Regions from separate parts of the Homo sapiens genome. Here region 1 is linked to region 2. The links are chromatin loops, found by intact Hi-C in ENCODE. Cell type or tissue: CD4-positive, alpha-beta T cell. All regions are shown on one strand. Each heading gives the region's core, and the rest is flanking DNA. Links, peaks and the distances in the headings are about the cores only.

Region 1 (10,260 bases), core at 454-8,453, 730 kb before region 2:
CCTTCTCCCAGAGCAACGTCTCCTCCTACGTGGTGGATCTGACGCGTGTCACCAGGACTGGCACGGTGGCCCGGGACCCTGTGCAGGACCACCGGCCCCTGGCACAGCCACTGCCCAACCCCAGCGCCCCCCTCCGGCGCATCTATGAGCGGCCCAGCACAACCTGCAGCAAGCCTCAGAGGTGAGGGCCTGGGGGGCCTTCGGGGGCCCAGGAGAGGGACTGTCACAGGGGAAGCCTCGGAGTTCCAGCCCTGGGCCTCACAGGGCACCTGCTTCCGTTGGGCTTGGCCTCACGCTCCCAGGGTGAAGCAGAACTCAGAGAGCGAGCGCCGCAGCCCCAGCAGCGAGGATGACCGGGACGAGCGCGAGTCCCGCGCGGAGATCCAGAACGCCGAGGACTACAACGAGATCTTCCAGCCCAAGAACAGCATCAGTGAGGCCGGGCTCCCGCCCCCAGCCCAGCGTCCCCATCGGTGAAAGGGAGGCTGGGGGTCCTTCCAGGGTAGCCTGCTGTGGCTCCGCATCCCTTTAACTTCCTCCTAACCCACACCTGGGCTCCGTATCCTGTCCTCACGTTCCCTGGGCCTTGCCAGGCTGTGCTCTGATGGAACTGAGAGGGGGGCCTGGGCACTCCCCAGCAGCGGCCCAGCAGCTGCTCAGTGTCCCAGTCCCTGCCCTGCCAGGGACAAGTGGGCTGGGAGGGGCAGGACTGAGGGTTCCTGGGACCAGGAGCAGGGTCCACAGTCTGCAGCCGCATGCCTGGGAGCTACCCTCCGTCCCCCGCACTCTGGACAGGGCCCTGGGTCCCAGGTGGCCTGGCCAGGAGCGCTCACAGCCAGGGGCCTCTTTCCTCTGCAGGTCGGACGCCACCCCGGAGAAGTGAGCCCTTCCCTGCACCCCCAGAGGACGGTGAGTTGGGTGAGCCTGGTTTCCCAAGGTCTCTGATGCCCCCCCGTCCCTCATCTTCTCTTCCTGTGAACCCTCCCAACAAGCCCCTTCCCAGGACCCTCCCCTCTCAGGACACGACCCACACCCTCTCCCGCTGGGTCTCTGCCCTCTGCCTGTTATGTGCCAGGTCCCTGCAAGACCGATAGTGCCCCCGTAGGAGCCTGTGCCCTGGTGTGTGGGGGACAAACATGGACACCACCACACTGGGGGGCCTGCCAGGGGCACTCGGGCTGTGGAGGATGGAGAGGAGTCACTGGGGGCCCACCTTAGATGGGGTCTGCTGTAGACGGGATGATCGGGAGGCTCTCAGGAGGCCCAATGCCTGTCAAGGCCTGGGGGCCAGTGAGAAGAGAGAGAGAGAAGTGCTTCTGGCAGGAAGGGAGCTGAGAGGAGGTGAGCTGGGGCGAGTCCCAGCAAGAGGTCAGGCCCACAAGGCCTCAGCTGGGGGTTTGGATTAAGAAGGGAGAAAAATGATCTGCACTGTGGTTGGAGAACGGGCAGGCATGGGGCCACCTGTCCTGTAGAGTACCCCTGCCCTCCCCTCAGGGACCGTCCTTGCCGTCAGTCCTGGCTTTCCTAGGAGCCTCCACTTCCATCTTGCCAGTCATCCCAGCCCCCTCCACATACATGCCAGTGAAGGGACAGGATGGCCACATCCTAGAGCCCCCTGGGTCCCACCCACAGGCAGACCTAAGGTTGAGTTGGGGGAGAGGGAGGAGGCAGGTCCAGGCCTGCCCCAGGTCCTCTGGAACCCCCACGCCACTGGCCTGCAGCCTCCCCCATGCTCCTGCTCCATCCCCCCATTGCAGATGCTGCCCAGAGTCCCGCCCTGAGCCCTGCCCTTCTTGCCAGGCCCTTCTGGCCGGACCCAGTCATCTTTTCCTTTTGCCTCCAGACGCAGCCACAGCAAAGGAGGCAGCAAAGCCCAGCCCTGCCATGGATGTGCAGTTCCCGGTGCCAAATGTATGTCCATGGAGGGAGCATGGTGTGGGGCCTAGAGAAGGTCCTGACCCAGGGTTGGGGGTGCCTCGGGAGGCAGAGAGGGAGGCCCCAGGCCGGCAACCGCTGAGTTTCACACTTTCAGCTGGAGGTCCTGCCCCGGCCCCCAGTGGTTGCTTCCACACCTGCACCCAAGGCTGAGCCTGCCATCATCCCTGCCACCCGGAACGAGCCCATCGGGCTGAAGGCCTCCGACTTCCTGCCCGTGAGTAGGAGCCCAGCTCGAGGCATGGGTGGAGGTCTGTGGGTGGAGGGCAGAGCTTTGCTGCTGGCTCCTCCCATGCCAGCATCTGGGTGTCCATCCCACGCAGGCCGTGAAGATCCCCCAGCAGGCCGAGCTGGTGGACGAGGATGCCATGTCACAGATCCGCAAAGGCCACGACACCATGTGTGTGGTGCTCACCAGCCGCCACAAGAACCTGGACACTGTGCGGGCTGTGTGGACCATGGGCGACATCAAGGCAAGTGCCCACCCTTGCACAGGGCCTCATCTCGCCCCCCTGCCCCTGCCACCTGCCTGCCCGGGCTTGGGGCAGAACAAGAAGAGGCCACCCATGGGGGACAGTGTGGGATAGGCCATCCCTGACGTCACACCATCTGTTTCCGCCATCATCATCATCATCACAGACTGCCGTTTAGTGAGCATCTGTTTACATGCCTGGCCTTACACTCATTGCGTTAGGTGCAGTGCTGAATACCCACAGCCCCATCAGCACACCCACATTCACGTTCGTACCCCCACCCTCACCCTCACAGGGCCACACTGTCCCCCACTGCCCCACCCCTGACGGTGCTCTGTTTGCACAGACGTCGGTGGACTCCGCTGTGGCCATCAACGACCTGTCGGTGGTGGTGGACCTCCTGAACATCGTCAACCAGAAAGCGTAAGTGGCTGCAGAGGGGGAGTGGGCGGAGGGGCAGGGCTGGGCTGATGGCAGCATGTCCTGGCCTCTCCTAGCTCCCTGTGGAAGCTGGACCTGTGCACCACCGTCCTGCCACAGATTGAGAAGCTTCTGCAGAGCAAGTATGAGAGGTGCGTGTGGGGAAGCCATGCCTGCCTGAAGCAGGGGGAGGGGAGAGGTAAGAAGCCTCCTCCAGAACCATGGGAAGGACCCCCAAGAGCCTGGGTGTTCCTGTGAGCTGGCTGTGAAGCATTGCTGCCCCTCAACAGTCCGGAGGTGGGAGTGGAAACAGGCGTGTGTGGGTGTATGTGTGGGTGTGTCTGTGTCTGTTTCTGCCCCTCTCCTCCTTTGTTCCTTGCTGTTTCTCTTTCTGTCTGTGGCCCTTGGTCCATCTGTGACTTCATCCATCTCCCCCTAAAGCTACGTCCAGACGGGCTGCACCTCCCTGAAGCTGATCCTGCAGCGGTTTCTGCCCCTCATCACAGACATGCTGGCGGCCCCACCCTCTGTGGGTGTGGATATCAGCAGGGAGGAGAGGTGAGGGCAGCGCATGTGTTGGGGGCAGGGGTGCCACAACAGGTGAGGGGACAAAGGCCTGGAGGCCTGGGCCCCTCTTACTGACAGTCCTGCTGGGACAGAGTACAGAGGAGGCGTTGGTCTGGGGCCATGGCTCAGGGTGTGGGTGGGCTTAGCCAGAGCTGGGTTCCTCCATGGCCTGGCTGTGCCCACAATCCCTGGCAGGGCCTGGGTGGTTCCCCTCTGGGCCTCCGCCTTCCCTTGGGAGGAAGGGCTGGAGCAGTTAGGACAGCAAAGGCCCTGGGGTTGGGTGTGGGTGGTGGTGGTGCCAGCTAGCCCCTCAGGCACTGCCCTCTCTACAGGCTGCATAAGTGCCGGCTCTGCTACAAGCAGCTTAAGAGCATCAGCGGCCTGGTCAAGAGCAAGTCAGGCCTGAGCGGCCGCCATGGCAGTACCTTCCGCGAGCTGCACCTGCTCATGGCCAGTCTGGACTGAGGAAAGCAGTGGGCAGGGGCGCTCGGCAGCCCACAGGGCCTGGCCTCAGCCCCCACTCCTGTTCCTTGTGCACCCACTGGCCCATGAGCCTCTGCCTGGCCCCTGCTGCTGTCCTGTGGCCGTCCTGGAGGAGGTGATGCTGGTCCCTGGCCACCTCTACAGCCCTGAACTCTTGAGACAACTCTCTCCAGCAATAGCTGCCCAGCTTTGCCCAACTGTTGCTTCTTGGGGCAGCGAACTGAGCCCTGGGGCTGCTGCTGTAATTTATAAGGCAAATTTTATTAAATTTGTAACTATTCCCAGGTTTCCTTGTGGGGAATGTTTTCTGCTGGCCACAGGGCTCCCCGGGCCCAGGAGTGCCTGCCCCATGGTTTGAGATGAGGCCACACCCCCTCCAAGCCCGGGGGTGGGGCTCTGGGCCATGTGGCCAGCAGGGGGCAGCAGAGAATCAGGCCTCTGGGACAGCACCAGTTCAGCCAGTGCAGACTGGGAAGGAAGGGGAGGCGGCAACCACCCTTCCACCACTGGGTGTTGAGGTTAGGGGTGGCCCCCACCAGCCCGTTCCTCCCCACCTCAGCTACACTCAAGCTGTCTTATGGACACCCCCAGGATGCCTCCAGGGGCAGGACTAGAAGGGCACCTGCCCCTTCCTCTGAGCAGGGCTCCGATCAGCTGTCACTCCCTGCTGGAGTCCCCAGCACTGGCTGGCGGGAAAGGGCTCCCTGCTCCGTGGGCACTGCGACAGGTGGGCCCCCTCCTGCTCCCAAGGCAGGGACCAGGTACAGCCCCGCCCCGGGGTGGTCAGGGTCCTCGGCACTGGAGGAAGGTGGCGTGGACCTCTGGCCAGTTCACTGAAGAGGGAAAAGGCCAGGGCAAAGAGTGGGCAGTGGGTGGTGCCCAGCAGTAACCTGGAAGCCCAGCATGGTTTGGGCAAGGCTTTGATAGCCTTTGAAGCTCTCTCCAGCCTTAGTTTCCTTCCCATCAGTAACATGGAGGAATGCCCCTGTTGGGAGGTCAGTTATCGTGGGCACATGGTAGGTACCGCATGAGGCGACTGTGACCACAAACAACAGAGAAAGTGACCCAGGGTGGGACAGCGCAGGCTCCCCCCAGTTGTTTGTTAAGGACGCATGTCCCTAACTGACCTAGAGGACAGATCCCAGAGGGCTGTGGGGTGACCAGCCAGCGGGGGAGTCCACAAGACCTGCCAGTGCCCCGTCCCCCTAATCAGACCAAGAGGGGCTCACAGACCAACTTTTTCAGACCATACTTGTGTAAAAAGGCTTCTTTTATTTTAATAAGTAAAAATGGCTAAGCTTCCAAAAGTTCTTAAATAGGATTTCAGAGGGAAGAAAATTCGAGAGACCAGCGAGCCAGGCAGGTGAGCGAGCAGCAGAATCCCCCACCCGCTGGCTGCCTCTGCCAGCCATAAACACAGCACGGCCCCGTGGCGGGAGGCCATGCGCCTCCGCACACCCCCCAGCTGCGGGAACCCTCCTTGAAGGAGAGGGGCGGGGAGGGCTGCCATTGGTGCCACCAACCCACCCCAGTCCCCATGGTTCTTGGGTCTGCCCAGAGGCTCCTCGCCCACCCCCTAAGGAGGGGGCTGGCCAGCTCTGCAAGCTGAGGAGAGGGGCCGAGAAAGCCTGGGTGAGAGGCCCACCCTCCTCCACACTCCCGCCCTCCTCACGGGGCCCAGTTCGCTGATGGCCCAGGCCTGCCAGGAAGAGCAGCCACCCCCGCCTTTCCGCCCATGCAATTTGCACTCAGAGCCACAGCCGAGAGACACCGTTTCCTTCTGAACATGTTTCTCATCTTTGAGGGGAGACGGGGCAGAAGAAGAGCCTCCACTCTCGCCTCTACCTCCGGGGGTCCTGGCGCTGCAGCAGGGACAGGCCAGTGAGGGCCCAGCTTCAGGCCCAGCGGGGTCACATCCGTCACACAGGCAGTGGCCGCGACTTCCCTGCAGGGGCATGAGATCATCAGCCTCTTGTCCACTTGCCCACCGGCAGCCCACAGCAGTTGCCACCGAGAGCAGGAGGGAACCCAGCAAAAGCACATAGACAAGCGACAGCAGGGGCTAGACCCAGCTCTGAACAGCAGAACGTCCCAGCGCAGCCCTGCAACCCACTGCGGGCAGGCAGGCGGGCAGCCCTGGGCCACAGGCCCCACACTCACCTAGAGACTCTGCAGCCCCAGCCGTCAGGCTGAAATCAAAGTGACAGGCGTCTCACTGGTGGGCTTGCCTTGGGCCAGTACCCCACAAGACCCTGCTGCTGCTACCCCTTTGGACTCAAGGATGGGCCAGGCCCTCCCATGATCTGGGCTAAACAGGGGCTGGAGCCCTGGGTCCCGGTCCTGTGGCGGGGCTCACTCCTCACCTAGGAGGTAGGCAAGCCCGGCCCTTTCTACCCCCGGGGCAGCTGAGGCACAGGGAGGGGGCTGCAGGGGCTGCTCTGGAGGGGGCTTACTGCACAGGCTCAGCCAGCCCATGCTCAGAGAGCAGGGTCCCAGGGTAGAGTCAGCACCCCCGGCTGAGAGGCTGGGGTCTCCTTACACTGCCCCCTTCCCACAGACCTTCCATTTCCCACCTGCAGAACGGACACAGCACTGTCTGCCCTGACTACTGCCTGGGGGCAGGGGAGGTTGTAAAACAGGTTCTGGAGAAGGTGTAAGAACTTTTTAAAAAGGAAAGAAAAGAGAAAGCCCATCCAGGTAAGGGCAGCCTGGTGACTATTACCCTGGGGAGACTCCCCACCCACACTGCCACTCCAGGCTCACCCGAGGGCTGCAGCTTCCTCCGGATGGATCCAGGGCGGCTACTGGTCCCAGAGCTGGGGGCTGAGTGGGCCCGTGCCGAGGGCTGTGGCGTCTGACAAGCCGGCTCCCACTGTGAGCAGGGAAGGGCGGATGGGCGGGGGCCACGGCTGCCCTGGCTCCCCACCCTGCTGTGCTTCTCTCTACTCCCCTGCCCTGCCTCCTAACACCCAGTTTCCTCATCTGCAAAATGGGCATGATGTTTGTGCCCCAGCCTCAGTTATGGCAAGAATTAAATGAGATAATTCATGTAAAGAAGTCAACTAGTTACCACTGAGCATCTACTATGTGCCACCCCCACGGCCAGCTCGTCACCCCACAGGAACCTCCGAGGCCAAGAAGAAATACCTGTACTGAAGAGGCTGCTGGCTGTGGGTTCCAGCCGTAGCTCCACCCAACTCCGGCAGCTTCCCTGCCCCCACTGCTTCAGGACGTCCCCGCCCAGCTCCCTGCTCCTGCCATGACCCAAAGTCTCTGACCCAGGGCCACCTGAGCCAGGCCTGTGACAGTCCCCGTACCTCTAGATGCTCCTGGCTTGACCAGGACCCAAGCTCTGCCCTGCGTAGCCCAGGCCCCAGCTCCACAGAGCGCACCCTCTCAGCAAACTTGAGGGAATAGAGCGTCTCGCTAGTGTTCTTCTCCACGGGGGACACCTAGGGGACACGAGAGCTCACTGCCCACCCGGGCCAGCTGGAGGGGCAACAGGGTCACGAGAGGGAGCTCACAGCTGGGGCCGTCAGAAGGCTTCCTGGAGAGGCCTGAGGGATGGGGTGGGAGGGCAGGCAACATGGCAGAGGTGCTGTGGTCAAAGGTGGAGAGGAGGGACTGGGAGTTACACAGGGTGTGTGTGGCCAGGTCTAGGGGCGGGGAGGTCCATTTGCACAGCCTGGGGTGACTGGGTCTCACTGCTAGCGTAGCCCCTACATGCTAGGGACTGGCCCGCCCTAACCCAAGGTCCTCACCTGTACCACCATGAGGGTCTTGCTGTCACCACTAAGCGAATCCTGCAGCAGGTAGGTGAGCTTGGAGTTGCGGAAGGGCACGTGGCCCTGGCGGGAGCGCAGGGCAGCAATGACGTCCCCCAGAGCCGACAGCGACTTGTTGATGTGCTGCGCCTCCCGCAGGCGGCTGCCCTCGGCCCCCGACTTGCCCACGCGCTCCGAGCCAGCCAAGTCCACCAGGTTCAGCTTCCCTGCAGGGAAGGCACCCACCAGATCAGGCCTGCCCTGCCCCTTGGGGTTGTGGGGATCCTCAGGCCAGGCTGCCTGCCACTCTCACCCGTGGTGCGGAGGCCTGTGCTGCAGTCCACGCCTCGCACCGTCACGATGAGCAGCGCGTGCGAGCGGGAGCTGTGCTCGTTCAGGTTGGTGAACTCGGTCGTGCGATTAGTGTGGCCAAACTCAAACACCTGGGGGATTGGGAGGAGGGCAGAGGCACAGCGTTGAGAATGGGGTCCTCAGAGTCACCTGGCCCCAAGCACCCATGAGGAGTGGCACCACCCTCCGCAGTTTAGATGAGGAAACTGAGGCTCAGAGAGGCGTGCGGACTTGCCCAAGGGTGCGTGCTTAGGACACAGCAGAGCCTACATTCAAACCCAGTTGTGTCCTCTAGAGCAGTGTGGCTGTGGTCAGGGGCTCCCGCCTCCACACCTTGTTGATGTCGTCCACGCTCTGCACTTGGAACTCAGTCAGCCCTGGTACATACAGCTGCCCACTGCCGTCTGGGCACAGCCGGATCTCCAGTTTTTCCTGAGGCTCTTTCCCTAGCAGGTCCCTGGAGGGGCAGGTGAGACAGTCACCCCCTCCTCCCATTTCCAGCTGCTGTTTGCACTGCACCCAGCCCCCCAGCCAGGAATGTTCCCCCAACCCAGGAAGCCTTCTCCAGCCATCAGCTGAGTGCATCTCTCCTCCTCCAGCTCCTCCACCGCATTCAGCTGAAGACGTGGAGATCTCACTCCACAATACAATGAGCCCCTGTTGGCAGGGCCCCTAGCTGCCCACTCTCACCCATGGCCACCTGGTGTAGCCCACAGGTAGGGGCAAGGATTGCCTGGGTCTCAGAGAGAGCCCCTCCTCCCCCCAGAACCATCCAACCCACTGGGCTGAGTCAGGACTTGCAGCCAGGTCCCTTGACGGCCTCATCTGGTCCCTACACTCCCTTCACCTTGACGGCCTCATCTGGTCCCTACACTCCCTTCAGGAAGACCCCACTTCCTATCCCCCATTGCTCCAGCACCACCCCTGAGGATCCCAAAGCTGCCCCTGAGGCCTGCTCCCCACATACTGGGGGTCCCACCTGAGGACCTCGTTCCAGCACCACCCCGGAGGACCCCAAAGCTGCCCCTGAGGCCTGCTCCGCACACCCTGGGGCTCCCACCTGAGGACCTCATTGTAGATCTCCGCAGCGCTGACGGTGATGGTGTACTCCCAGTCAGACGCCTTCTCCTGCACCTCGGAGAAGAGCAGCTGCAGGGCCCGCTGGTTGATACCTGGGTTCTCAGCGGTCCCCTGGGGACAGAAGGAAAGGCCCCAGTAAGCCAGGCCTGTCCCCAAAGACGCTCGTGTGGTGTCTGTCCCCAAAGCCCCTTGACTACCCCTCACAAGCAAGCCTCCTTGCCCAAAGCTCTTACCTACCTGCCACTGTCCCCCAAAATGCCCTCCACCAGCTGCGGGCAACTGCACCTCTATTTCCCCACCATTAAAATGGCATCGCCCTGCCAGGACTACCCTGAGACTTATAGTGCAGCACTGGGATGAGGGGCCTGGCCCAGACCCCACACAGGGCAGCTGAGGGCCAGATGCATGCCTGGCCCTGTGGGGCCACCTGGGAGGGGCACTGGAAATGAATGACCCCGCCACTGCCCAGAAAGGCGCTCAGTCTCAGGGAGGCTGAGACCTGGGCTCTGTGGGTGGTAGAGAGGAGGCACAAGGAGGAGCGGGCCAGTGTCCTGGGGAAGGACGGGTGGGCCGGCCTTTCTAGAAGGAAACCTGGAGTCCCCACCCGGGACCTCGAGGCCCTGGGAGCCTGGCCCTCACCCCTCTTCTGATAGCACCTCTCACTCACTCTCTATTCCGGCCACAGGGGCCTCCTGGCTGGGCCTCAGGTGCCCCTGGCATGCTCTGGCCTCTTGGCCTCAGCCCTGCAGCTCCCTCTGCCCCGGGTACTCCTCTGACCGCCCCTTGGCCGGCTCCGTCATCTCCCTCAGGGAGGCTGCTCCCAAGATGCCCCCTCAGGGAGGCTGCTCCTTCGCCCAGCACCCCCAAATGCCCTGTCCCTCCCCCTAGTCAGTTCCGCATTCCTGGCTTTATTTTTCTCCCTGGCCTGACAGGACACTTGCTGATTTGTGTAGACCCTGCTGTCTCCCCACAGCCAGGTTGGCCCTGTGGGGAGGGCCCTCTGTGGGGGCAGGGACTGTTTGGGTCACAGCTGTGCCTGGCACGATGCCTGATACACCTTATGCATCAGCAGATACACTTGAGGATGAACGCTCTGATGTTCCTGGTGGTCACCTCAACACTAAGCAATCCCAAAGCAGAGCGGGGAGCCCAGAGGATGCCGCACACATCCCCTTCCTCCTCCTGCC
Region 2 (14,485 bases), core at 1-8,000:
GTAGTTGGATTACAGGCACCCGCCATCACGTGAGCTCAGCTAATTTTTGAATTTTTAGTAGAGACAGGGTTTCGCCATGTTGGCCAGGCTGGTCTCGAACTCCTGGCTTCAAGTGATCCACCTGCCTTGGCCTCCCAAAGTGCTGGGATTACAGGTGTGAGCCACCGTGCCCAGCCCCCCAGTGTATTTTCAAACACCCCCACCATCTCCTACCACTGCTGAATTTGTTCTCCCGATTCAGCAATTGCTTTTTTCTGTAGGATGTATAACTACTACTGATCAATTTAAGCATTTATGGGATAGTTCCAGGAATGATCACAGTCATGGCTTCTATTTTTAACCCTAATAATCAGAGGGTTCGCCTGGCCGGGGTCTCAGCATGGAATCACAGTTACAGAAGCATAGTGGGAGGGGCCTGCTGGCTGCATGGTGGGAGCTGAGTGCTCCTGTTTGCCTTTAAAAAAAAAAGAAGAAGGAGAAAAGGAGAAAAAACACAAATCAGCAACCAGAAGTAATTAAACTGAAATGCAATTCCTCTTAAGGAATCCATGCCACTAACACAGCGCAGGAGCCCATTTCCACACTCCCCGGTGCTCTTTTGCCCTTGAGGGGCCTCTTACATGTCTCTGTCCCCCAGCCAAAGGGGCTGTTTCCTCTCCCTCATCCCCTGTACCATCCCTCCCCTATGTACATCAGCTTAGCCCCTCTGCGTGCAGCTATGAATCTATCCTCTAACAGAAACAAGAGGAAAAACACAAAAAACTCCAAAGTTATCTTAAATCGGCAGGGAAAGGCAAGGAACACACTGATCACCTATGTGATTTTTGTTCCATTCAAATATGTACAAAAATCTTTCATTTAAAAGGCATTTTAGGCTGGGCATGGTGGCTTACGCCAGTAATCCCAGTGCTTTGGGAGGCTGAGGTAGGAGGATTGCTTGAGCCCAGGAGTTTGCGACCAGCCTGGCCAACATAGTAAGACCCCATCTCTACAAAAAATGAAAAGAAAAAATAGTCGGGCTCTGGTGGCACACACCTGTGGTCCCAGCTACTTGGGAGGCTGAGGTGGGAGGATCACTTGAGTCCAGGAGTTCGAGGCTGCTGTGAGCCATGATTGTGCCACTGCACTCCAGCCTAGAGTTTGCTTAGAGCAGAGCCAGGGTTTGTTTTGACCAAGACCCTGTCTCTGAACAAACAAAAAAGGTCATTTTTACACTTTGGGAGGCTAAGGCAGGTGGATCACCTGAGGTCAAGAGTTCAAGACCAACCTGACCAACATGGTAAAACCTCATTTCTACTAAAAATACAAAAAAAATTAGCCAGGCGTGGTGGCAGGTGCCTGTAATCCCAACTACTTGGGAGGATGAAGCAGGAGAATCACTTGAACCCAGGAGGCAGAGGCTGCAGTGAGCTGAGATCGCGCCACTGCACTCCAGCCTGGGCGACAGAGTAAGAATCCGTCTAAAAAAAAATTTATATATTTATTGTTTCTATTGTACCTCAGACTTCTCTGAGGTGGGCAACATGCTCTCATATTGCAAATAAGTGAGGCTTTGAGTGATTTGCTCAAAATAAAGCAAGCTGTTGAATGATAGAGGAGAAATGCCAGCCTGGTTGCAGTGGCTCCAGGCCTTACCCCTGAGAAGTAGAAGCATTTGGATTTATCCCAGGCCCATTTGGTGTGTACAGCTTCTGTCTGCCCAGGCCCAGGTCCCTGCACACGCGTCTCCTGGGAGAGCTCTTGTCTGCACCAGGAGCTGGGCAGGGCGGCTCCTGTCCCTTTAGGGAATAAGAGATCAAGAAGTGGAAAAGCATGATGGAAGGGAAAGAGCCATTGCTGGCCACTTCATAGACCCTGGCGTTCGCCCACCTCTGTGCTACTTAACTCCTTGGAGACCTTAGCCAGGCTTCATTAGTAGGACTCTCATTTTCTTATAACTTATCACACAGCTTCTTAAAAAAAATCATAACTTACTTTTTTTTTTTTTTTTTTTGATGGAGTCTCGCTTTGTCCCCAGGCTGGAGTACAGTGGCGCAATCTCGGCTCACTGCAAGCTCTGCCTCCCAGGTTCACGCCATTCTCCTGCCTCAGCCTCCCGAGTAGCTGGGACTACAGGCACCCACCACCATGCCCAGCTAATTTTTTTGTATTTTTAGTAGAGACGGGGTTTCACCAGGTTAGCCAGACTGGTCTCTTAACTCCTGACCTCGTGATCCACCTGCCTTGGCCTCCCAAAGTGCTGAGATTACAGGCATGAGCCACCACGCCCGGCCCATAACTTTCTTTAGAAGAAACTTCTCTGCCACCGTGCTGTGGAAATGTCTGCTCTGGCGTCTTTCTTGTGGAGCCCCACAACTCCAGCCAAGCCCTGGACTGTCTGTTTTTCATGGGCTGAGACATTCCCGGTTCTCTGGATGATGAGGTCTCTCTCTGCCCCCTTCCCCGCCACCACCTCCGTCACAGGCCATCTGTCCCTGCACTGCCCACTCTCAGCCCTTTTAATAGCATGGGCCTTGGGGAGGATGGTGTCCAGGGTGGTTTCATAACAGGCCGGGGGAGGGGGGCTACAGGGATACCCCAGGGCTACTAAGGGGTTTAATTGAGATGGGTGTTCAGGAAGGCAGGTGGCTAAAATGTCCTGATGCGGAAGAGTTTTCCAAGGAGGGGACCCCTCTTTCAGCTCTCCCAGCCCCCACACCCTGGATGGATGGGTGAGTGTGCACACATCTGAAAGGATGGAAATGGGAGCGGGAGAGCCTTGAGGATGCCTTTCTAAAAATACAGCCCATCTGCATTGTGTTAGCTGGTTTCCTCGGAAACCACTGGGAGCCGGGACTCCAGCATGGCACGTGCACAGGGACCCAGGCCTGCTTTTTCATTTATTGTAACAGGAATTTTCCCATTATATTAAATAATATTTTATTATTGACACACAGTTTATCTTGTACCCTATTGATGGACATTTTCTTCCAATTTTTTTCTGTGTTATAAATGGCACTGTGGTAAGAATTCTTATAGATAAATTATTTGTTGCCATCTCTGGTTTCCTTAGGCAATTTCTCCACGGGAGAGGATTGCTGAGTCTGAGAGTATGAACCTTTTAAATAGTTTTAATTCATTTGTAAAACTGCCCTCCAGAAAGATATGTCCATTTATATACTTACAAGCCATATAAGAAGGTGCCTGTTTCAGTGCACCTTCGCTAGCGGTGTAAACTTTGCCAATGCCATTGGCAAAAAAAGAAAGAGCTATCCATTCATTCATTCATTTGAGACACGGTCTTGCTCTGTCACTCAGGCTGGAGTGCAGTGGTGCAATCATAGCTCCCTGTAGCCTTGAACTCCTGGTCTCAAGTGATCCTCCCACCTCAGCCTCCTGAGTAGCTGGGACCACAGGCTCTCACCACCACACCCAGCTACTTTATTTTTTTCGTAGAGATGGGGCCTTGCTATGTTGTCCAGGTTGGTCCTGAACCTCTGGGCTCAAGCACTCCTCCGGCCTCAGCCTCTCAAAATGCTGGGATTATAGGCATGAGCCACTGTGCCTGGCCAAAAAAAAAAAAAGTATCTTAATTTAAATTTCTTTGACTTCTAGTGAGCTTGAATATTTTTCCATGTATGTACTGGCCAATTTAAATTCTTTTATGAATTTCTAGATTATGTCCTTGGCTAGTTTTTCTCTTGGTGCATTCTGACCTCTGCCATCCTGAAGTTGAGGGATGGTGGTGCCATTCCTAGAGGAATTGTGGGGTCCTGGGACCCTCTGTCTTCCTTCCCTCACCACTGGCTCCTACACACACACACACACACACACACACACACACACACACACACACACACACGCCTGCATGTATGACCCATTCTTCCTCTGAGGTTCAGAAACCCCTGGGGTTTCCCAGCAATTAGGGCCCGGGCCCACCCTCTGGCAGCTGAGCAGCCCCTGTGTATCACCCCTCCCTGTTGGTGGCCTGAACTGAGACCTGCACCCCCTCTTTCAACATCACTCGGCCTGCCACACCACCAGGGCCTCTACTCCCACCCACCCCTCCCTGGCCCATCTTCACAGAGGCTTGTCCTGGGAGCCCTCTGGGGAGCTCTCAGCTCTGTTCCTCTCCAGTCTCTCTATCCTCCAGAACCCCACTGTCCCCTTCAGACACCAGAGGCCCTCGGCAGGGGACTTCTGTCTGCGTCTGACCCTGTGTTTGGCCTCCCTGCACGTGCCCTTCTGTTTCTCAATAAAGGCAGAATGTTGCATGTAATTGTTTTAGGAATCATGACGTTGCTTTTCTGTTTTATTTGGAAACGTTTTAATTTTTAAGAGCAAATAATAGGCTGGGCATGGTGGCTCACACCTGAAATCTCAACACTTTGGGAGACCAAGACGGGTGGATCACTTGAGGTCAGGAGTTTGAGACCAGGCTGACCACCATGGTGAAACCCCGTCTTTACTAAAAAACACAAAAATTAGCAAGGTGGTGGTGTGCACCTGTAATCCCAGCTACTTGGGAGGCTGAGGAAGGAGAATCACTTGAACTCAGGAGGCGAAGGTTGCAGCGAGCCAAGATTACGCCACTGCACTCCAGCCTGGGTGACAGAGTGAGACTCCGTGTAAAAAAAAAAAAAAGAAAAACGGAAAAACAAATACTATAATGGTATCCCCCAAGCCAGACAGGCGGGTCTTGCAGACGGAGGCCTGGGGGCCCTAAGTGCCTGAGTGGGCTGCGCTTGGGGGCCAGGGGGACAGTGCATCTGGTTTCCGCGCTCCCGCCCCAGCCCCGACTTGCGCTGTCCTTCTCCGCCCGGGCGTCCCCGCCGCAGCAGGCCTCAACCTCGCCCTCCCTCCCTAGGCCTCCTGCTCCACGACGTGACCATGGCCGGGCTGCAGGAGCTGCGATTCCCTGAGGAGAAGCCGCTGCTCCGGGGCCAGGACGCCACCGAGCTGGTGAGTTGGAGTCGCGCCTTTGAGGTCTTAGGGCCGAGCGCGCCACCTCGTGGCCAAGAGGGAGACCGCGTGCCTTTCCTGCAGCCGACCCTCCCTAGGGCCAGCCACACCGAGAAGCCCTGTCCCTGCCTGTGGGGGGAGTTCCGGCAGGCCTGAGTGCCACCCAGACCCAGCCAGCCTCACGGTGGCTTCAGCCGTCTTTGAGGCTAAAGGCGCCACAGGAGAGTTATCCCGGCTTTAATGACGAGAAAACCGAGGCACAGAGAGGTGAACCCAGTTGGCCAAGGTCACACAGCTAGTGGGGAATGAGGCCATATCAACCCCTGTTTCTGGACAGCCCAGGAGCCCCAAGTGCTGGCTCCAGCAGGGCATGCTGCTCCTCCGTCTGTGCGCTCTTTTCCTTATCTGCCTCCCAAGCCTCTGCGGCACCTGGGCAAGTCTAACCAACAGTGCCACCCGGGGCAGTGGGACAGAGGCATCACAGGTTATGATTTTGTCCCAAAGACCCCTCCGTCAAGGGACAAGGCATTAGAGGCCAGAGTGACTTTCATGCCACCCTTTTTTGTTGTGACAACACCCTGTCCACCTTCCCTTTCCCTCCCTCCCAGTGCCGTCATACTGGTGACTGTGACACAAACCACTTTCAAAAAGTGTGGGTTCCCTGCTTGTTGGATTCTGAGGCATCAGGGCTGGGGTCCCTGCAAGTTATGCTGCCCGGACCCCCTTCTTTTACAGATGGGGAGGCCAGGAGCCCAGCCCCTCAAATCTGCAGGGCACTGTAGTCTGCCCTGCCCTGCCTCCCCAGCCTCCCATCACCAGGAGGGGAGCCCAGGAGCTACTGAGCAGCCAGGATTGGAACTGTGCAGCCAGCCAGGGATCCAGGGATCCAACCACATGAGGTTGCAGTCCTGCCCCCAGGAAGAGTACAGTGTTATCTTCCAGACAGAACCTTGAGTTAACTGATAAGGCCTGGCTTATCCGAGGGCAGCCACGGATAAGCTGCCCTGGTGGGGTGGTGACTGCACATTTTTCAAGCCCTTTATTCTAAGTTTACTTGCTCCCTGGTCTGAGCCTCCATCAGCTGCTACCCCAGGATGCTTGCAGAAGCCTCCTTGCTGGTCTTTTTGCTTCTGCCTTCGCTCTGTACCCTTTTAAAATAAGCCATGAGCTGGGCATGGTGGCTCACACCTATAATCCCAGCACTTTGGGAGGCCGAGGTGGGCAGATCACCTGAGGTCAGCAGTTTGAGACCAGCCTGGCCAACATGGTGAAACCCTGTCTCTACTAAAAATACAAAAATTAGCCCGGGCGTGGTAGTGGGCGCCTGTAATCCCAGCTACTCAGGAGGCAGAATCGCTTGAACCCGGGAGGTTCAACCCCAAGACTGCACCGCCGCACTCCAGCCTGGGCAACAGAGCAAGACTGTCTCAAAACATAAATAAATAAAAAATAAGCCATGTCACTTCTCTGCTTAACGAGCCATCTCAGTCAGACATGGGACCCAGGATGCAATCTGCACCAGCTCCCCCGCCTGTTCCCAGCTTACTTCTCTCTAGCCTCCTTGAACATGCCCATCATATTCCTAGTACATCTGCTTGGGATACACTAGCCCAGAAATTTGCAGGGCTGGCTCCACTCCTTGTTTTATTCAGGCCTCTGCTCAAATGCTCCCTCCTCAGAGAGTCCCTCTCTAACCCCTGGGTCTAATATTGAAACCCCAACATGCTCTGGCCCTGGCCGTGTCACTTAGCCTGGTTTGTGTCTGCCCCGCCCCGCAGGTTCCCAGGACAGAGATCTGTTCTGTTTTGCACCCCCAGGTCTCCCCAGTGCCTCACACAGCACACATAGCTCTCAGTAAAAACATGGGCTGGGTGGAAGCCACAGATGGTGATACAGCTCAGAAGGAAGAAGTTTCTCAGAACTTTCTAAAAAGTGCCCCCCTACTCCCCACTCCTGCCTGTGTCTTTCTTTCTGTCTTTTCCTTCTTTCTTTCTTTTTTTTTCTTTTCTTCTGAAGCAGGGTCTCACTCTGTCACCCAGGCTGGAGTGCAGTAGTGCCATCATAGCCCACTGCAGCCTCAACTTCCTGGGCTCAAGTGATCCTCCTGCCTCAGCCTCCCGAGTAGCGAGGATCTTAGGCATGTGCCACCACAACTGGCTAATTTTTCCATTTTGTAGAGATCAGTCTTGCTCTGTTGCCCAGACTGGTCTTGAACTTCTGGGTGCAAGTGATCCTCCTACCTCAGCCTTCCTAAGTGCTGGGATTACAGGCCTGAGCCTCTGTGCCTGCCTACCAGCCTGTCTTTTGAGGCATGAAAGCAGAGTTCTCCTGTGAGGTTTTGATAGGGCAGATGGTGGCCCTTGGGGACCCCTGCATCCCATCGCAAGTGCTGAAGTGTGCAGGTTGCGGGACAGCCGCACGGAGGTGCTGCCTGCTGGTATGGAGTGTGCCTCTGTGGTCCAGCAGGGCCCCCCAGTACAATGGGGAGAACTAGGGCATCTTGGCCTGGTAACTTCCATGCCTGTCTCTTCCACTGCCCACCTCAGCTGGGCACCCTTCTCTGCCTACCCTGGCCCAGCCCTCACTGCCCCTCCCTCCCTGACTCAGTGGGCACACTCCTGCCTCCTCATGCCCTCTGGGCACCCTGGCCCTACTGCAGGTGGTGTCTCTATCTACCCATCACGAGGACCAGAGTTTGCCACTATAACATCCTCACCCCTGCATGAGGGTCTCCGTTTCAGATCCTGTGGAGGCTTCTTCCCTCTTTCATGAGTCAGCACAGGCCCCATGCTGTGGGCCTGGGCACATCTGCTTTTTCCAAAGGCACCTCAAAAGCCCCATTCCCGCCAGACATGTTGGCTCACGCCTGTAATCCCAGCACTTTGGGAGCCCAAGGTGGGCGGGTCACCTGAGATCCGGAGTTCAAGACCAGCCTGGCCAACATGGCGAAACCCCATCTCTACTAAAATTATAAAAATTAGCTGGGCATGGTGGCGCATGCCTGTACTCCCAGCTATTCGGGAGGCTGAAGCAGGAGAATCACTTGAACCTGGGAGGTGGAGGTTGCAGTGAGCCAAGATTACACCACTACACTCCAGCCTGGGCGACAGAGCGAGGCTCTGTCTCAAAAACAAAATAAAAGCCGGCCGGGCATGGTGGCTCACACCTATAATCCCAGCACTTTGGGAGGCCGAGGCGAGCGGATCACTTGAGGTCAGGAGTTCGAGACCAGCCTGACCAACATGGTGAAACCCTGTCTCTACTAAAAATACAAAATTAGCCAGATGTGGTGGTGAGCTCCTATAATCCCAGCTACTCGGGAGGCTGAGGCAGGAGAATCACTTCAACCCGGGAGGTGGAGGTGGCAGTGAGCCCAGATCTCACCAGTGCACTCCAGCCTGGGAGACAGAGTAAGACTCTGTCTCTAAATAAATAAAGCCCCACCCCACACCCGACACAGCCTCCTGGATGCTGCAGCGTGGCACCCCATGCAGTCCTACCCCCTCTCTCTGTCTTCAAGAGCTAGTCTGGCTCTCTCAGGCTGTGGCGCTCACAGACGATTCTCCTTTTCCAGCTGCAGTGCTGAAAGCATCCATCCTTTTCACTTTTTTTTTTTTCATTTTATTTAAGACAGAGTTTTGCTTTTGTTGCCCAGGCTGGAATGCAATGGCGCGATCTCAGCTCACCACAACCTCCGCCTCCCCAATTCAAGTGATTCTCCTGCCTCAGCCTCCCAAGTAGCTGGGATTACAGGCATGAGCCACCACACCCGGCTAATTTTGTATTTTTAGTAGAGATGGAGTTTCTCCATGTTGGTCAGGCTGGCCTCAAACTCCCAACCTCAGGTGATTGGCTCGCCTTGGCCTCCCAAAGTGCTGGGATTACAGGCATGATCCACTGTGCCCAGCCCCATCCTTTTCACTTTTTATTTATTTTTTGTTTAGAGATAAGTCTGGCTCTGGCACCCAGGCTAGAGTGCAAGGGGTGTGACCATAACAGCCTCCTCCTTCAGGGAGGTTAGAGAGGGCTCAAGTGATCCTCCTACTTCAGCCTCCTGAGTAGCTGGGACTACAGGCATGCACCACCATGCCTGTCTCATTTTTCTATTTTGTAGAGACATGGGATCTTTCTATGTTGCCCAGGCTGGTCTCGAACTCCTGGCCTCAGGCATTTCTCCCACCTCAGCCTCCCAAGTAGCTGGGATTACAATCGTGAGCCACTTCACCTGGCACCCTGTTCACTTTTTAAATGTTCTGCCATTTGCCAGGTGCAAATTCTTTCAGTCCAGTGGGAAGTGAGGATTTCCACACATCTACTCACAGCCTGCCCGCCCACTGCTGGAGCCTGGCTTTTGCCTTTGGAGACTCCAGTGCCTGGCCTGTCTGGGTTCCTCTGCTCCTATGTCCCCATCCTGCCTCCCACACACCACTCCTCTGCCTCCCTCAGCTGGGCCCGCACTGCCACCTGTTCTCCTCCTCGTGCTCACCCTGTTCCCACGGGACTTCAGGGGCCTCTGCATGGGCTTCTATTCTTCCTGCATTTTCTTGGCTTTTGAGTCCTTCCCCTCCCACACCCTTCATCTCCTGGGGCCCCCAGACCCAGAGAGCATACAGCACACCCTGCCATTATCTGCTCCACCGTGTGTGTGTGTGTGTGTGTGTGTGTGTGTGTGTGTGTGTGTGTGTGTGTGTGTGTGTGTGTGAGAGACAGACAGACAGTCTCGCCCTGTCACCCAGTCTGGAGTGTAGTGCCACAATCTTAGCTCACTGCAGCCTGGACCTCCTGGGCTCAAGTGATCCTCTTGCCTCGGCCTTCCAAAGTGCAGGAATTGCAGGTGTGAGTGACCACGCCCGGCCTTCTTTTTTGTTAGCTTTTGCTTGTAACAAAACTGCCGCCTCTGTCCTTCTCTGAGATAATTGCCCTCTTAAGGTCCCGAGTATAGACATCTCCCCTTCCTTCTCCTCAGCCCGCTTGTGCAAGGTCTTTGAGTGAGAGATTCATGATCAGCCCCAGGCCCTTGTCCTCCCCCTCCAGCCCCATCCTTTCCCTCCTCTCCTTCCCTCCTCCCTGCAGAGCCACCACAGGCCTGGAACGAATCTGCAGAAGAAGCCCAAGTGGGTGTGGCCATTCTCTATGTGACAGTCGCAGGCAGCCCAAAGCCTGGCTTTCCCCTTTGGGCATGGGAACCCCTAGTGCCCTCTGATTTTTCTCCACCACCTGGCCTGCTGGAATGCAGGTGGCTGAACTCTTCCTTATTTTGGGAAAAATGGCAGAAATACTGGTTTCATTCTTCTGCTTTCCACTCCTGTGATTTGGGGTCATTTTCCTCCTTGTACTTACCTAGCTGACTGCTTCCCTCATCCTCCTGTGGCACCCTATTTCTCATGTGACTGTCTCAGTCATCCGTGGTTTGTTTTTGTTTGTTTGTTTGTTTTTGAGACAGAGTCTCACTCTATCACGCAAGCTGGAGTGCAGTAGTGCAGTCTCAGCTCACTGCAACCTCTGCCTCCCAGGTTCAAGTGATTCTCCTGCCTCAGCCTCCCTAGCAGCTGGGATTACAGGCATGTGCCACCACACCCAGCTAATTTTTGTATTTTTAGTAGAGACACGGTTTTGACACGTTGGCCAGGCTGGTCTCGAACTCCTGGCCTCAGGTGATCTGCCCGCCTCAGCTTCCCAAAGTGCTGGGATTACAGGCATGAGCCACCATGCCTGGCCAATCCATGTATTTATTCCTTAGGAGGATCTGTAGCAGGCACAGTCCAGTGCTGGGATACAAAGGGCAGAACGATGGGCAACACTGAGCTTCTCCTCTAATCCTCACAACACTGAGGCTCGGAGGCTGAGTGAGCTGCCCGGGAGTTCACAGCCTCGCAGAGCGGGGCAGAGAGGTTTCTAGGCAGACGCAGGGGAAGGCAAGGCAGAACCTGTGAGTTCTCCTTTACCTGGACGTGTGCTGGTCCCTGATTAGTTTCCCTCACCAGGCCTGAAAGTGGCCCGAGTCTGAGCTGGCCAGCTGTCTTGTTGTACAGATGGGGAGACGGGGACCCAGAGTGGGTGAGTCGCACAGCCAGAGCCAGGCCCCCGCAGAGTGTCTGTGGGCCCCTCGGCCTCAGGGAGAGCCTGGCAACTCAGACGCGGGGTTCCAGCCCCCGCTCCTCCCCAGCCATCTGTGCAGCCTCGTAACCTGTGGGTGCATTTTGAGCCTCTCTCCCCTCATCGGTGAAGCCTGATTGTTCATCCAGATCTGTTTGTGTCTGGGGAGCCCCTTCCATGCCAGCATCATACTGAGAGCACAGCTAGATGTGGTCCCGCCCTCGTGGTGCCCGCGGTCCGGTGGGTAGAACACGCACTAGCCAGACTCAAACGGTTCACTGTGAAGTAAGCTCCAGTGATCTGAGGCACAAAGCGACCAGGTCTGGAGAGGTGGGAGCAGCTGCCACTGTAACTTTGTGTGGATTGGAAAAGGTCCCTCTTTCCCCCTCACTGTGTGGGCCTCAGCTTCCCCATCCCTACAAGTGGGCATGTTAGTCACGCCCACCTCCCCCCTTCCCTCCCTTCCTTCCACCCTTGTGGCCTGATGGTCAGACCATGAAAAACATCTATGGGAGCAGAAGGGCAAAGTGACCAACAGCAAGGATTTGCAGTGGGACATTCCAGCACTTTCTAGCCCTGTGACAGCCTCTCTGAGCCTCACCCTTGTGGCCTGTAAGATGGAATCCACACCTCCTTAATGAGGACGCTCACACGCTCCTCCACCAAGTACTTGGTAGCCAATGCCTGGCACTTCGGTGAGCCCTTGGTCACTTTTGTTAACATTGAGACAGACTGGTGGGCTGGGTGCGGTGTTTCATGCCTGTAATCCCAGCGCTTTAGGAGGCCAAGACAGGAGGATCATTTGAACCCAGGAGTTGGAGGATACAGTGAGCTGTGATTGCACCACTGCACTCCAGCCTGGGTGATAGAGTGAGACCCTGTCTCTAAAAAAAAAAAAAAAGAAAAGAAAAGAGAAAAGACAGACTAGGGGACAGAAATTGAGTCTGCTAAGGCCCCACGGGCTCCCCAGACCAGCCAGGGCCTAACTTGCCACCCCCTCTGTTTGCCTTCCCCTAGGAGAGCTCCGATGCCTTCCTCTTGGCTGCAGACACAGACTGGAAGGTAGGTCAAGGCTCAGACCCCCAAGATGTGGGACTGACAGCTGGCAGCCCCTCACCCCACCTGGCCAGGTCCCAGAGGAGGGTCACAGCCCTTCTGTGTGCCCCCTGCCTAACAGAGAGATGCTGGGGTGGGAGATGAACTGGCCCTGCTTCTGCGAGCAGCAGGGAAGAGACGGGGCCTCTAGGGGGAGTGAGAATGGAAAAGAGAGTGAGGGATGTTGTCATCTGAATCAGCATTTTCCTCCAATGAAAGGCAGGTTGACTCTAAAATAGCTCCTGTTTCCATGACAGCTGTTGCCAGGACAACCCTGTCCTCCTTAGTTGATGCCAGGTTCTCCGTGGAAACTGAAAGCGCCCTTTGTTTTTATTCCTCCGGGTGATGATGTTGCTCACTCGGCCAGTCGTTTCTCCCCTCTGAGTCCCACAGTGACCATTGATTTCCGGGTCTGGGAAAATGCCTGACAGCAGACACAAGGGAACCCTGCTGGGTTCTGGGGCCCCACTGGCCATCCCGACATGCTGAACCAATTCAGACCCTTCCTCCTGGTAAGGTGGAAGCAGCTCCCGAGTCTCTGTCCTTGCCTGGGCCTGACCTGGTTTTGGGTCAGCCTCCAAGCCCCGTGACAGCACCAGCCAAGTGGTCTGGATGCAGGGGTGACACGGAGGCGGGGCTGCCCTTTGGCTCGTCCCCCAGTGGGAGCAACGCGAGGATCAGTGTGAGAATCTGGGCCTGTGTGCTGGTCCCTCGGTCACGCGCCACTTCAAGGACGAGAGGGGAGACTTCAGGGCAGCCAATGTACATGTGCTCAGATCCTCCGGGAATGCCATCTCCAAGCACAAAGGGCTCTGGAGCTGGAAGGAGAGGCTAGGGTTCCGGCAGTGGGGAGTGAATGGGAGCCCAGGAGGTGGGATGGGAGGGAAGTGGTCGGGAGCTGGCCCAGGCTGGTGGGAAGGGACAGCCGGAGATCAGGGCAGGCTCACCAGGGGATTTTCTTTGTCCTCCATGCTGCAAATGAGGATGAGCTATGCAGGCAAATGGGCCCTGGAGGAGGGGGTTGGCCAAGTAAAATCTCAGAGCAGCCAGCCGGTGCCTCAACACACTGGTCCCACAGTGTGGGAGGCCGACGCCAACAGTGCTGATGCCAGCCCCAGCACACAGGCCCACGGTGTGGGGGACAGGCAGAGGGGAATCCTGGAGTCGTGGAGGAGACCCTACCATACCTCTGGGTTCCCAACTGCTGCTGCGAAGCTGCCTCTGGCCCCTGAGCCCTCTGAGCTGCAGCCCCGGAGTTGCGGGGCCCAGGGTGTGTGGGACCCCGGTTCTCAGGATCCTCTGCTTGGTAAAAGGCAGGTTGCATTAAAAGGCACCTTCCTGTCCACTCCTGTCACACCACATGGAGGCAGCATTTTTTTCGTTTTTTGTTTTAGAAAAGCAGCCACAAGAATGGATGGTCGTTATCTGGGCCAAGACCTGGCAGGGATTTTATCTCCTGCTCACTATGGCAGGCGTTGTCACTGTCCCCTGCCTCCGTGGGGGCAGCCAGTGGGGGAGGTAGTATAGCAGAGGGACTAACATGAGCCAGACAGACCTAGGTTCTGGCCCCGCCACTTCCAAGCATGTGACCTCCAGCCCAAGTCACTCCATTTGTCTACCGCATTTTCAGGGAGACAGGCAGCACGGACCTCCCGAGTGTTTCTAAGGCGATGGTGCCCATGGGCCCCTCATATGGACACTCAGCTGACCGTGACGAGTGGCCACCAGAGTGTGGAGTTAGCACCAAACTGCCTGGGTGTGGTTCCTGGCTCTGTGCCCACTAGCTGTGTGATGTTAGGCAGGTTACCAAACCTCCCTGTGCTTTATTTGCCTCATTTGTAAAGAGGGTATTAAGAGAGAAAATGAGTGCTCGCCCCAGCAGCACATATACCAAAATTGGAATGATACAGAGAAGATGAGCACGACCCCTGTACAAGAATGACCCACATATTCGTGAAGCCTTCCATACTTAAAAATATTTTCCAAAAAGAGGATAAAGGCTGGGTGTGGTGACTCATACCTGTAATCTCAGCACTTTCGGAGGCTGAGGCAGGTGCATCACTTGAGGTCAGGAGTTTGAGGCCAGCCTTGCCAATATAGTGAAACCCCATCTCTACTAAAAATACAATAATTAGCCAGGTGTGGTGGCAGGCGCTGGTAGTCCCAGCTACTTGGGAGGCTGAGGCAGGAGAATGGCTTGAACCCGGGAGGCGGAGGTTGCAGTGAGCAGAGATTGCACCATTGCACTCCAGCCTGGGCAACAGAGCAAGACCATGTCTCCAAAAAAAGAAGAAGAAGAAAAAAAAAGAGGGATAGAGAGAATGGGTAAAGCACTCCAAGAAAGCCTGGCACA

What was found. A loop is a pair of places that touch in the nucleus more often than their neighbours do. Peaks named below come from ENCODE experiments on the same cell type or tissue, not always from the same donor. Only the 100,000 strongest peaks of a DNase experiment are listed, where the experiment ranks them.
Region 1: it touches region 2 in a loop (16-fold over the local background); 2 of 110 quality-filtered maps call a loop at or near these places.

What each region holds. Positions count from the first base shown.
Region 1 is chr16:57,753,087-57,763,346 of GRCh38, forward strand. It overlaps KATNB1 (katanin regulatory subunit B1), which reads left to right. Exons shown (of 20, transcript NM_005886.3): 11 at 1-181; 12 at 303-433; 13 at 859-909; 14 at 1,844-1,911; 15 at 2,033-2,152; 16 at 2,259-2,408; 17 at 2,755-2,831; 18 at 2,906-2,980; 19 at 3,270-3,386; 20 at 3,728-4,158. The coding sequence ends at 3,860. It overlaps KIFC3 (kinesin family member C3), which reads right to left. Exons shown (of 20, transcript NM_001130100.2): 13 at 9,054-9,184; 14 at 8,327-8,450; 15 at 7,956-8,085; 16 at 7,640-7,869; 17 at 7,196-7,330; 18 at 6,642-6,750; 19 at 6,039-6,067; 20 at 5,131-5,823. The coding sequence ends at 6,063. Among named protein-coding and RNA genes, the nearest start is that of MIR6772, 14 kb to the right of the region's middle. RefSeq lists enhancers at 3,903-4,542, 4,131-4,425 and a silencer at 4,224-4,373. In CD4-positive, alpha-beta T cell, for the core only: CTCF peaks have their summits at 4,271 (motif pointing right) and 4,474; a DNase peak (open chromatin) is centred at 4,305.
Region 2 is chr16:58,482,910-58,497,394 of GRCh38, forward strand. It overlaps a transcript of NDRG4 not described here and the pseudogene RNU6-103P. Among named protein-coding and RNA genes, the nearest start is that of NDRG4, 10 kb to the right of the region's middle. RefSeq lists silencers at 4,662-5,013, 9,816-10,110 and enhancers at 4,923-5,082, 12,722-13,277, 13,278-13,833. In CD4-positive, alpha-beta T cell, for the core only: CTCF peaks have their summits at 4,989 (motif pointing left) and 5,191; a DNase peak (open chromatin) is centred at 4,982; H3K27me3 peaks cover 223 bases.